Regions from separate parts of the Homo sapiens genome. Here region 2 is linked to region 1. A link is a contact called in ENCODE POLR2A ChIA-PET data. All regions are on one chromosome and are shown on one strand. The core of a region is the stretch at or near the end of the contact, and the rest is flanking DNA. Distances in the headings are between cores, read along the strand shown. Region 1 overlaps SYTL3 (synaptotagmin like 3). Region 2 overlaps EZR (ezrin).

Evidence for each region. ChIA-PET counts read pairs that join two places held with the same protein, here RNA polymerase II (POLR2A).
Region 2: POLR2A ChIA-PET joins it to region 1 with 10 read pairs in T-cell. The contact joins two enhancer-like sites. POLR2A ChIA-PET finds 5 or more read pairs at or near these places in 3 of 52 experiments (T-cell, activated T-cell and naive thymus-derived CD4-positive, alpha-beta T cell).

What each region holds. Positions count from the first base shown.
Region 1 is chr6:158,681,711-158,687,722 of GRCh38, forward strand. SYTL3 (synaptotagmin like 3) reads left to right here. Exons shown (of 18, transcript NM_001242394.2): 6 at 1,215-1,279. Among named protein-coding and RNA genes, the nearest start is that of SYTL3, 35 kb to the left of the region's middle. RefSeq lists a silencer at 5,333-5,533. Within about 2 kb of position 3,243, at least 3 of the 41 ENCODE cell types and tissues checked have a DNase peak (open chromatin) inside an H3K27ac peak, as active enhancers do.
Region 2 is chr6:158,778,780-158,784,791 of GRCh38, forward strand. EZR (ezrin) reads right to left here. Exons shown (of 14, transcript NM_001111077.2): 6 at 5,865-5,948; 7 at 4,741-4,887. Among named protein-coding and RNA genes, the nearest start is that of MIR3918, 17 kb to the left of the region's middle. RefSeq lists an enhancer at 5,415-6,012. Within about 2 kb of position 2,757, at least 11 of the 41 ENCODE cell types and tissues checked have a DNase peak (open chromatin) inside an H3K27ac peak, as active enhancers do.

The DNA of each region.
Region 1 (6,012 bases), core at 1,993-4,492:
CCCAAATCTCCATCAACACACATTGATCCCATATTCCATACTTCAGGTCCTCCCAAGAATCTTCTCAGGTAACCCTGCTCTGTGGGCTCTTGGAGAATGTTGTAAACACAAACTAACCTTAGCTTAACCTACAGCTGATCTCCCTCCAAGCCCAATGCATAACATCGAGTTTTCCTGTAGCCCATCACTTGTGCCAAGAGCGTCCCACAGTTGACATGATACATTGGTCATTTGTGGTGATGTTGAGATGGAGGCCTGCTCTGTCACCCAGGCTGGAGTGCAATGGTGCAATCTCGGCTCACTGCAACTTCCGTCTCCCAGGTTCAAGCGAAAATTCTCCTGCCTCAGCCTCCCGAGTAGCTGGGATTACAGGCATGTGCCACCATGCCTGGCTAATTTTGTGTTTTTAGTAGAGACAGGGTTTTGCCATGTTGGCCAGGCTGGTCTCGACTTCCTGACCTCAAGTGATCCACCCACCTTGGCCTCCCAAAGTACTGGGATTACAGGCGTGAGCCACCGCGCCTGGCTGATACATTGGTCATTTTGATGATAATAATTTTGTTTCTCTTTGTGTATTTGTTCACAAAATATTAAGTACTGGATTCGTGCTGGGCACAAGTATATGTTAATATGCTTAACATTCACTTTTTTTTTTTTTTTTTTTTTTGAGACGGAGTCTGGCTCTGCCGCCCAGGCTGGAGTGCAGTGGCGAAATCTCAGCTCACTGCAAGCTCCACCTCCCGGGTTCACGCCATTCTCCTGCCTCAGCCTCCCGAGTAGCTGGGACTACAGGTGCCCGCCACCATGCCTGGCTAATTTTTTGTATTTTTAGTACAGACGGGGTTTCACCGTGTTAGCCAGGATGGTCTTGATCTCCTGACCTCGTGATCCGCCTGCCTCGGCCTCCCAAAGTGCTGGGATTACAGGCATGAGCCACCACACCTAGCCCATATTCACATATTATACATTGAACGTACACATGACATGCAAGATAAAACACATAGCGGTGGGAGTTGCACAGCTTTGCTGCTGATACTGAAATCACTTCGCCTCTATGGGGAATCTGTAAATTTAAGTGTTTAAGCCAGGAAATTGATTGCTGAGGTCCATTGCAAGACTAATATTTTGTGACCTTACCTAACCCTTAAAAGGGGTAAATATAGCACTATTCATATCTTCTCTCTCTGAAGCTTCCTTTCTGCTCATTTTTTCAGGAATGTCAAAATAAAAACTGGAGAATGGTTCTATGAGGAACGAGCCAAGAAATTTCCAACTGGAGGTAAATGCTCTTTACTTTTTTAGTAAAGTAAAATGATCTATTCCTAGTTTTAAAATATTTGATGTTAAGACTTTGGAATATAAGCAACATGATGGGTGTAGTCTGCGGGCCCCTATGTCTTGCCATTCCATTTGCTGATGCTCTCACTGTAATTCACGCTGCTCATTCCCTCTGCTCGCTACTCTTCCCTCTGCTGCATTTCTACCTCTGAGGTTGGCCCTATTCCTTTTTTTTTTTTTTTTTTTTTTTTGAGGCGAAGTCTTGCTCTGTTGCCAGGCTGGAGTGCAGTGGCACAATCTCGGCTCACTGCAACCTCCATCTCCTAGGTTTAAACGATTCTCCTGCCTCAGCCTCCGGAGTACCTGGGATTACAGGCACGTGCCACCACAGTCGGCTAATTTTTCTATTTTTAGTAGAGACGGGGTTTCACCATGTTGGCCAGGATGGTCTCGATCTCCTGACCTCATGATCCGCCCGCCTCGGCCTCCCAAGGTGCTGGGATTACAGGCGTGAGCCACTGGGCCCGGCCAGGTTGGCCCCATTCTTTAAGGCTCGTGCACTACAAGGTTTCCCTGGCTTCCTGCTTCTAGGGGTGATGTCCCCTCCTCTGAAACACCATCAGTGCTGGGTTTGTAATTCTCTTCTGTAATTGTTGCAAAGTTCCTTATATTGTAGCATTGTTTGTGCACTTCTGTTTCTCTCTACAAGCAGTAACTGTGATTTTAAAATCTTGTTAGCCCATATTGCGCCAAAGCACAATACCTTGTTTATAATACTTGAGCAAGATGATTGAATCAGTGAAGACCACAGTGAGTGAAGAGCGTTTGAACTGAGCAGAGGTTGATGCTTGTGGAGTGAGCGCATGTTGCGGTAATATGGGTGGAAGCATTTTGTCCGTATACTGTGAATGTCTTATAATGAGATGTTGACCTAAAGAAGGAAACTGAGGCAAAACTAATACAGGTGGAGAGTTTATCTGGGCCAAGGCTGAGGTCTGCAGCCCAGGAAACACTTCCAAGGGCTCTGGAGAACAAAGGAGAGAAGGGTGAATCAGGAGAGGGGCGATTACAAAAGCTGGTTTTCAGGAATTCTCGTGGGTTTACGGAAATACCCGTAATTTATTCATGATTCATGATTGGCTATCCATTGCTGAGCTATAGGCTGTGGGTGATGGTGTCCAGTGTGTGGCATTGTTAGGATAATTTATGGCTATTGGTGGTGACACTCAATCTAGAGTCCGTAGAGCAAGTGGCTTTGAAATGATTAGCCCAAGTTGGGGGACGTGATTGCGGGCTCATTTCGGTGTCTCTCTAGGCCTGATACTTTAAAGGAGGCTTGTGTTTCTTAGATTAAAAGTTTATTTTCTTTTTCAAAAGTATTTGCAATGTATGTTGTGCCAGTGTAATTGGTAGCTGGGACCTGGAACTGTGGAGAGAATGATTTGTGCTTTGATCACAGAAGAGCTGTGATGGGGCATCAGGACAAAGGCGCACACAGGCACCGTCACGGTGGAGTGCAGGCAGGTGCTGTGGGAACCACATCTGACTATATCAGGGATGCGGGCAGCACCCCTCCTCTGTGATGTGATGTTGGGGACCTAGACTCACAGCCTGACTCAGAGGGCAGCGGTGGCTCTTTTCTAGAAAAAGTGGCAATTTGCAGGTAGGGAAATAAGCCATAGAACCTCACCCAAAAGTTTGTTGGCAGTAAAGGAAGCCATTCATTTGGGTTGATATTCAGCTTTTATAAAGGGTGGATTTGCCCAGGTGTAGATTTGGTTGGTACTAAATTATCCCATGGTTTATATTCCTGGCTCTTCTTAAAAAAAAAAAAAAAAACGCTGCTTCTGCCAAGTTTATTGGAAACCTGGAGGAAAAAACTAATACTAAGGGTCATGTCAGGCAATGGAATGAAGCAGGGTTGCTGTTTCCTCTAAGCCAGTGTTTCTCAACAGCTTCTTACCGCCACCCTCTCCCCTACCCCACATAGCCTTTTTAGAGACTTTTTCAAAGTTGCTACCATAACCTTTTGATATCACAGATATCATATATCTATGTACTGAGGCCTTTTGGAGAGCCACAGACGGTTGAAATAGGTAAGATTTGCTACCAATCTTTGTCCCCTTAGGGGTGCCGTCATCCCATGTGGAATGTGTGACCTTGGCAAAGCAACTGCAGCACAGGACTTTTCTCTGTTTTTATTGCTTTTATGTCTCTCTCTCTCTCTCTTTTTTTTTTTTTTTTAGATGGAGTCTCGTTCTGTCATCCAGGCTGGAGTGCAGTAGCATGATCTCAGCTCACTGTAAACTCCTCCTCCTGGGTTCAAGGGATTCTCCTGCCTCAGCCTCCTGAATAGCTGGGATTACAGGCACACGCCCCATGTCTGACTAATTTTTGTATTTTTAGTAGAGATGGAGTTTCACCTTGTTGACTGGTCTTGAACTCCTGACCTCAAGTGATCTGCCCACCTTGGCCTCCCAAAGTGCTGGGATTACAGGTATGAGGCACTTCACCCGGCCACTTTTGTGTTTCTTTAAAATACTTTTTTGACCGGGCCCGGTGGCTCACACTTGTAATCCCAGCACTTTGGGAGGCCGAGGTGGGCAGATCATCTGAGATTGGGAGTTCGAGACCAGCCTGACCAACATGGAGAAACCCCGTCTCTACTAAAAATACAAAATTAGCCGGGCATGGTGGCACCTGCCTGTAATCCCAGCTACTCGGGAGGCTGAGGCAGGAGAATTGCTTAAAGCTGGGAGGCGGAGGTTGCTGTGAGCCGAGATCATGCCATGGCACTCCAGCCTGGGCAACAAGAGTGAAACTCCATCTCAAAAACAAACAAACAAACAAAAACAAAACCTTTTTGTTGGTGGGCTGGAGCCTTCTTCAGAAGGTAGACTCTACCCTTTTCCACATCAATTCCTAGCTTATAAACAGTAGTGCTGTAGGAGGTGAAGTTTGTCATTTCTCAATGCCAGCTAAGTGCAGACATCTGCTTCACTCAAAAAGTTTTCTACGTCGTTAGAAGTTCTAGCATCATTATTTCAGGTAAGTAGTTTTCATGTGTGCATGAATGTATGTGTGTGTGTTTGTGCACACACGTTACCATCTTGTCATCTTTTCAGCACTTCATGTCTCCTGAGTGAGTGGGAGAAGTATGTTATCAAGGTGACTTAAGATAAAAAGGGAATTAGGAAAGAGGTGAGACTGATGTCTTAGGGTTTTCTTTCTTGCCTTATAACTTTAAGAATAAAAACTTCAGTAAGGACAAACAAACCAGGGTCAGGAAGATCAACCTCAGCATAAATCATTCTTTTTTGCTGATGTCGTTTCTATCAATGTATAAAATAAACACCAGAAAAGCCCTAACTTTCCCTCCTTCTCTACAATGCTTCCTCAAATGCCAGGGTGCCTCATTTTCCCATTGTCCTGTTTCAGTAGAGTTGGGGTAAGAGGCATGGAACTATGGGGGAAAATGCCAGGTTAGGAGCACACAAGTAGTGCTATGAGCCAGACCAGGTTGGGTGGAGTTTGCAGCGGGTGCGTCAGGAAAGGTAACAAGGATCAGGTGACAGAGGTTTAGGTGGACAGGCAGGAATTCCACCACGCTCCTATTTGTGGCCCTAAAAGAGAACCAGGTGCAGTCATTGAGGAGTTGAATTGAATTTGTGCTGCAGCAGTTAAGATCCACTTAGGGAAATAGAAACTGTCTGGTTATTTGAATAAGAATTTACTTTAGGGATTGGTTAGACAGGAATTGGAGGCAAAAAGGGAATAGTGAGAGAACAGAGCTAGCAGCTGCAGGAGGCAGACACCCTCCGACCCTGTTGAGCTGATGCTGGCCAGACACAGGTCGGAAGGAAGGCATGAGCCCCTTCTCCCTCCTCCTGGCCCTGGTCTCCCTCTGGAAGCCCCCACTGGACCCTAATAGGGAGGCAACTGCAACCTCAATTCTCTGATGTGTTCCGGAAAAAGTGGTTTTGCATGTTCTCTAGTGTTTTTGTTGTCATGGTACCGGCAATACTCTTTCCAGCCCTCTATATCCTGAGCAGAAGTTAGAAAAACTAGATGGTGGTTTAAACCACAAAAGTGTACAGACAGCTCCAGTCTGTGCCTCTTTCCACGCACTGGTTATCTATTGCTGTATAGCAAATTCCCCTCAAACCTAGTGACATAAATCAAGTAACATTCTTTGACAGTTTCTGTCTTCAGTGGAAGGCTCGCCTGGGGCTGGGGGATCTGTGCTCTTGGGGCTTACCCTCATACCTGGCCAGTGACTGCTGGTATTGGGAGGAGGACTTGGTTCCTCACCATGGGGATATCTCCACAGGGCTGCTTGAGTGTCCTCATGACATGGCGGCTGGCTTCTCCCAGGGCAAGTGATCCAAGAGAGAGAAAAGCAGAGCCCACAATATCTTTTATGGTCTAGCTTCAGAAGCCACACCCTGTCATTTCTGCTATGCCCTATGGGTCCCACAGGTCAGCCCTAGTCAGAGAGGACAAAGGGTCTGAATATCAGGAAGCAAGAATCACTGGGACCGTCTGTGTGCTACCAAATCCTGTGTTCCTTGTCTTGGGAGAATGGCGACACCTCTCACTCTGTCTCCAAATCCACAGACCTGAGAATCAAACTTGACTCCTTTGTTCCTCATTCTGCCGCTACATCTGGTCAGTCAGCAAATCCTGACATTTCTGCCTCCTGAGTCTCTGGAATCTTCCTCTGCCCTTCATTCT
Region 2 (6,012 bases), core at 1,507-4,006, 97 kb after region 1:
TCTCAAACAACCTGAGCAAGAAGATACATACTCATAGATCATAACCCAAAGACCGAAACACATATCCATGAGTCCATATTAATATAACTGAATAAATGGAGAACAGAAATTGGCTCCTTATAGAATTCCAATTAATACACGTAAAAAGTTTTTAAAAATCACAATTTCTCAAATACCACAGTAATCTCATCAATGGTAGCTAGAACTAGGACATCTACATAGTTTAAAATTATCTCCCCCAAATATACTGACCAATTGTAAAGGGAAGGATAGTGATTTTACAGTGGAGAAACGTGGCAGACACCACCTTAACTAATAATCAAAATTAGCACCACCTAAGATAAGATATACCGACCACATGTGCCACCTTGAAAGAGGTCCTGGAAGGGCAAAACAGCACTTTATTCTTACCAAAAATGTAAAACTCCAAATAATGAGAAAACACCAGACAATCCAAGCTGAAGGGCTTTCCAAAGTCAATGGCCAGTACTCTTCAAAAATACCAAGGTCATGACAAAAAAAGACTGGAACTATCCCACATCGAAGGAGACAGGGAGGTCTGACAACTAACTGTGTGGCTCCAGAGAGGGTCCCGGGGCAGAAATAGGACATCAGTGAGACAACTGATTAAAATGGGAATGAGGTCTAGAGACTGCTAATGTTAATTTTCTTATCTTGGTATTTGGACTACGGTTACATAAGGTGTTAATGTTTGAGGAAGCTAAGTGAAGGGTATATGGGAATTATTTGTACTATTTTTAGAATCTTTTTAAAGTTTGAAATAATATATATATTTTAAATTGAGATGGGGTCTTACTCTGTCACCCAGGCTAGAGTGCAGTGGCACAATCTTGGCTCACTGCAGCCTCCGCCTCCCGGGCTCAAGTGATCCTCCCACCTCAGCCTCCCAAGTAGCTAGGACCACAGGCATGCACCACCACGCCCAGCTAATTTTTTGTACTTTTGGTGGAGACGGGGTTTTGCCATGTTGGCAAAGACCAGCCCAGGCTGGTCTTGAACTCCTGAGCTCAAGGGATCTACCTGTTTTAGCCTCCCAAAGTGCTGGGATTACAGGTATGAGCCACCATGCCCAGCCTGAAATGACTTTAAAATGCAAGAATGGGCCAGGCATGGTGGCTTACACCTGTATCCCAGCACTTTGGGAAGCCAAGGTGGGCAGATCATTTGAGGTCAGGAGTTTGAGACCAGCCTGGCCAACACAGTGAAACCCCATCTCTACTAAAAATACAAAAATTAGCCAGGAGTGGTGGCATGTGCCTGTAATCCTGGCTACTCGGGAGGCTGAGGCAGGAGAACCGCTTGAACCCAGGAGGCAGAGGTTACAGTGAGCTGAGAATGTGCCATTGCACTCCACCCTGGGTGACACAGTGAGATTCCATATCAAAAAAAAAAAAAAAACCAAGAATGATTAAAAAATGTAAATCCAAAATATGTAGCTGAGTGTGATAATGTTCTACATGTCTTAAGATTTTGCATTTTTCAGGCATATTTGTCAGAACTCAACAAATGAACACTTAAGATTACATTTCATTGTATTTAAATTTTACATCAAAAGAACAAAACATAACCAACCTCTAGTATATCATATGCACTTTCATTTTGAGGAAGGATATGGATGCCTGCAGTTTTCTTGGAAATGTGTTAGAGGGCCAGAGGGTGACAGTGGAGTGCATACGGAAAGAGACGTGAGAAAGCAAGCGAAGCCCTGAGTACCTATCCGCAAGGAATTTAAAGAAGAGACATGTTCTGTGGCTCCTGTTTCAGTCCCCAAGCTCCCCGTGCACCCTTTCCCTTTAAGGTGGAAGCCCTGGACCTAGTGCATTTCCAGAAACTCCTACCTACAGAAGGACTTCTATGATGAAATCTGCCCAAAGAGGGATGAAGCTAAGGGAGAAAAAGTGCTTTTACAGGACTAAAGATCAGGTTCCTCTAGTTTTTGTTAGTTTTTGTTTTTGGTCCGAGTGTCAGGTTTCAAATTGTAACCCAGCTAAACTGAACTTCCTCTGTTCACAAGCTTACAATGCCTGTCAGGAGGGCGCTTACCTGTTTTTGCCCTCTTTATACTCCCACCTATTCCAAGCTAAGGGTTTAAAGAAAGATGACAAATAGTCCTACATGCTCCCACTTAATGCTTATGTGTACAATGAAAAGGGAACCCCAAGAGACAGATTTCCCAGCCAGACCCTATTTAATACTAAAACAGGTGTTTTAATAGAGACTTTACTTGCAGAGTATAAATCTCTTAGAGCTCAATTTCCATATTCAATAGATCAGCTTTCTCACCTGAACAATGTTTCAGGCATATCTAATTCTCCTAGTTCTACCGAGAGAGGTAACAGCGCAACAGCTGGCGAGTTCTCAGCACTCCTCAGACTTCAGGACAGTCTCCTGCTTATGCTGCTACCAAGTTGTCAATATTTGTTCAAAAGGGAAAGAATTTGGGCCTATTAAATGACTGAATATCTACATAAATGCTTTTTTCATGAAGAGAGGGGTGTGCCTTCAGGAATGGGGAGAAGAGAGGCAGAAAGTGAGCCTGCCCAACACCCCAGCATGCTCTGTGGGGAAAGAACCATCTGAGAGAGTTGCCACGTTCATCGCTCAATGGTGGGGGAGGGGGAGCAGAGCGCAAAAACAGCACTAAATAGGGCACACAGCTCACGTTTTTACTTGGAAGAAATGGACACTTACGTGGGCTGGGGCAGTTACAAGCTGACATCAGCAAGTTCCTGCCCATGGCTGTTTTCCTGCAGGTTGAAAAACCTGTTTGGACAGCCCTGGCCTGGCCACGTTACAAAATCTGGTCATTGAAGAGATTTCCAAGGCAGAGGCAGTTTCCCACATACGTTCCCACGAGGACTTTGTGCACTGCTCCTTGGCATGGCTGTCTTAATAGCCACGGCTTCAGCTCTAGGGTCTCCCGGAAAGATGGTGTCCTGGTTCCAAGTACCCACTTTCCCCACTTCTTTAAAATTTTTTTTGAGACACGGTCTCGCTCTGTCACCCAGGCTAGAGTGCAGTGGCGCAATCTTGGCTTACTACAACCTCTGCCTCCCAGGCTCAAGTGATCCTCCCACCTCAGCCACCTGACTGAGACCACAGGCGTGCACCACCATAGCCAGCTAATTTTTTAAATTTTGGTAGAGACGGGGTTTCGCCATGTTCCCCAGGCTGGGCAAGACTCCTGAGCTCAAGGGATTCGCCTGCCTCGGCCTCCCAGAGTGCTGGGATTCCAGGTGTGAGCCGCTGTGCCTGGCTTTTCCGTGCTTCTTTACCAATGCTGCATCCAGCACACTTGGAGTAGGAGCGAACCGAGAGTCCTCAATATCTCATTTCCAGGTTCTCTGAGGAGCTCCTGTGACAGCGCCTGCCTCCCTCCCTGTGCAGTATCACCACGTGGGCCCCGGAGGTGAGAGGAGGTTGGGCACAGCTGGCACAGGTCCCTGACTTGCCCAAGTGAAATAGATCTGTGCCCTGGGGTCTGGCAGGAATCCGCGTGGTTGCAAATGGAGATGGACTCATGCAGGTCATTTGTGGAAAGCAGCACCACTCCCTTTGAGAACTCCAGAGAGGGTTTTGGGGGAACCTGAGATGTGGGGATGCTGAGAACAAAAATATCTGAGAACAGATGAGATGGGTGAGCCTCAAGTGGGAAATGGGGAGAGCTGTCATTTCAAGGAACAGCATGAGGCTGGGAAGGAAACCGGTACATCCAGGAACTCTGGGCCACTCTGCTCTTTACGTGGAAAGCAGGAACCCAGGCCAAAAGGCAGGGCTTGGCAAAAAGACCCCAGGAGCATTCTTGCCCTGGCACCTTCTCTGCCAGGCCCCTGAACCTGGTGGCCATCAGATGATTTGTTTCGGGGAGCCCTGCAGAGCAATCAGGCTGACTGTGGACAATCAGGGCAGAGACGGTAGTCAGGAGGCAGTCAGGAGCCTCTCCCTTCTCTTTCCAGAGGTAGTTTCCTTCTGCCTCTTAAATTCAGGTAGCTTCTGATCAGATCAATCCAGAATCTAGGATTATGCTGATGTCGCAGACTCACCATGGGAAACTTGCCCTCATGAACTAGGATGACTTTCCCTGTTTATCCTCAGCAGAAAGAAGGCAAATGCCCTGTATGTGAAAGCGGAACTGCCTGTCCCTGTGGAGAGGCCTGGCTCTGCTGCTCTACCCAGCTTGCTTACAGGCCCTCACTCAACAAACAACGTAACTAATGCGAGGCAATTAAGATATCTCCTGCAGACTCCCAGCATTTAGCTCAAGTGTCTACACGTACAGGCTATTGTTTACAGCTTTTCAAGTCTCTCATCACACCATCAATATTCTTGGTTGGATTAGCACAAACCTCGAGCCAGGAGTCGAGCACTGGCTGGGCTGCCTGCGAAGTAGCTATGGATGGATGTGCTGGTACCTGCAGGCAGCTGGGGTGGAATCTCAGAGGCAGCGGGGAGGAGAGGCAGCCTCTGCTCTATTCTGCCTTCCTCTACCAGGACTGAGCCCACTATCGGCCCCGCCCACCATGAGAGAGGATAACCCACACCTCTGGACCACCCTTTGAGAGGGCCACAGCAGTCCAAAAGCCCTTTAAAAAGTTTCCTACTTTGGGATAGTAAGTTGCTAAATAAATACTTCAAAAATAACCCACAAATTTGCCATTTTGCCATTGTTTCCAGGCCCACCACCCTACCTACTGAAGATAACTGTGAACTTCAACTCACTTATCATCTTTCTCATAAATATTCAGTCCAAGGGCATCAACTCCAAGCCAAAGGTCTGTTCCTTTCTTGTTTTTTATCTCGAAATAGTTGATTCCATACATTTCCAGGTCCTGAGCAATCTTCAGGTATTCCAACATAGCATTATCTCTAATTGGGGAGAGTGAAACAGGCAGAGTCACTGGTAGCACTCAATATCTAGAACAGTAAAACCTTTCCAGTATTTTTAAATTAAGGCGCCTTGTGTAGGATGGGCTCAATGCTGTGTGCTGCGTGCAGGCAGGCAGGGGCCGGGCAGCCGACCGGTGAGGAGGGGACCCATACAGCCCAGAAGCTATGCCTGGGGTGGGGTCCGTGCTGCCCTGGAGCCTCACCACCAAACCCCACACTTTGAAGAAGAACTGATTCACACTGGTTTCTCTAACAGGTTTTTAAGTTTTATCACTCAGCACAATCCTCCTTTTTCTCTTGCCCACACATGTCTTCCCACAACCCTCCTCATAGGCTTTGAGTTGTTTTCCTTCCATAAAGGATGTTTGGGCCAGACAGGAAACCCTGAAGCACAAAATCTGAGGCTCAAACCTCAAACAAACTTCAGAGGCTGAAATAATGCAGACTCGCAAGACTAGGCCAGAGACAAGGCTCTAGGACGAGAACACCCAGAATCAGGTGGCTCGGCCATGTCTTACATTAACAGCCCCACGTCCAGGTTCTCTGACATCAGCATTTCTCACTTGGGATCCTTTTTCATTTATATACACTTTGTAAGACAAGTACCTTCATATAATGAGCAAACCAGCATCTCTTTGACAGAATAATGCTGATTGCAGGTGAACAATGCCCCTCTGACTAAGATGAAGTTTAGACACAACACTTTCTACAAAGGGAGGGTGTAAGCTTTTAGAACCTGAAGGCTTGAGCTAAACTGCTTCTTTCCCCAGGCAAGACACCTGGCTTTGTTTAAAAAAAACCTCTTCCCTAAGAAAACCCCACTTTTAACTCGGTTCCCTCAAGGTCTTCACAAGGCCTGACACAGAGCCCTTTAAAGCACTAACTAGAGTCACAGGAAAAGACATGCTGGAGCGCACGGAGATGGCAAGATCCCAACAGCAGGGCACAGCACTCACTTGAGCATCCCACGGTGTTCCGCATGCCACACCTGGATCCGGTCCTCCCACTGGTCCCTGGTAAGTTTGTGCTGGTCCATCACTCTGGAATGCAAAAGGAAACAGCACTGTCATCCTTAAGGAATGTGACAGGCAAGGAAGGAGGCCC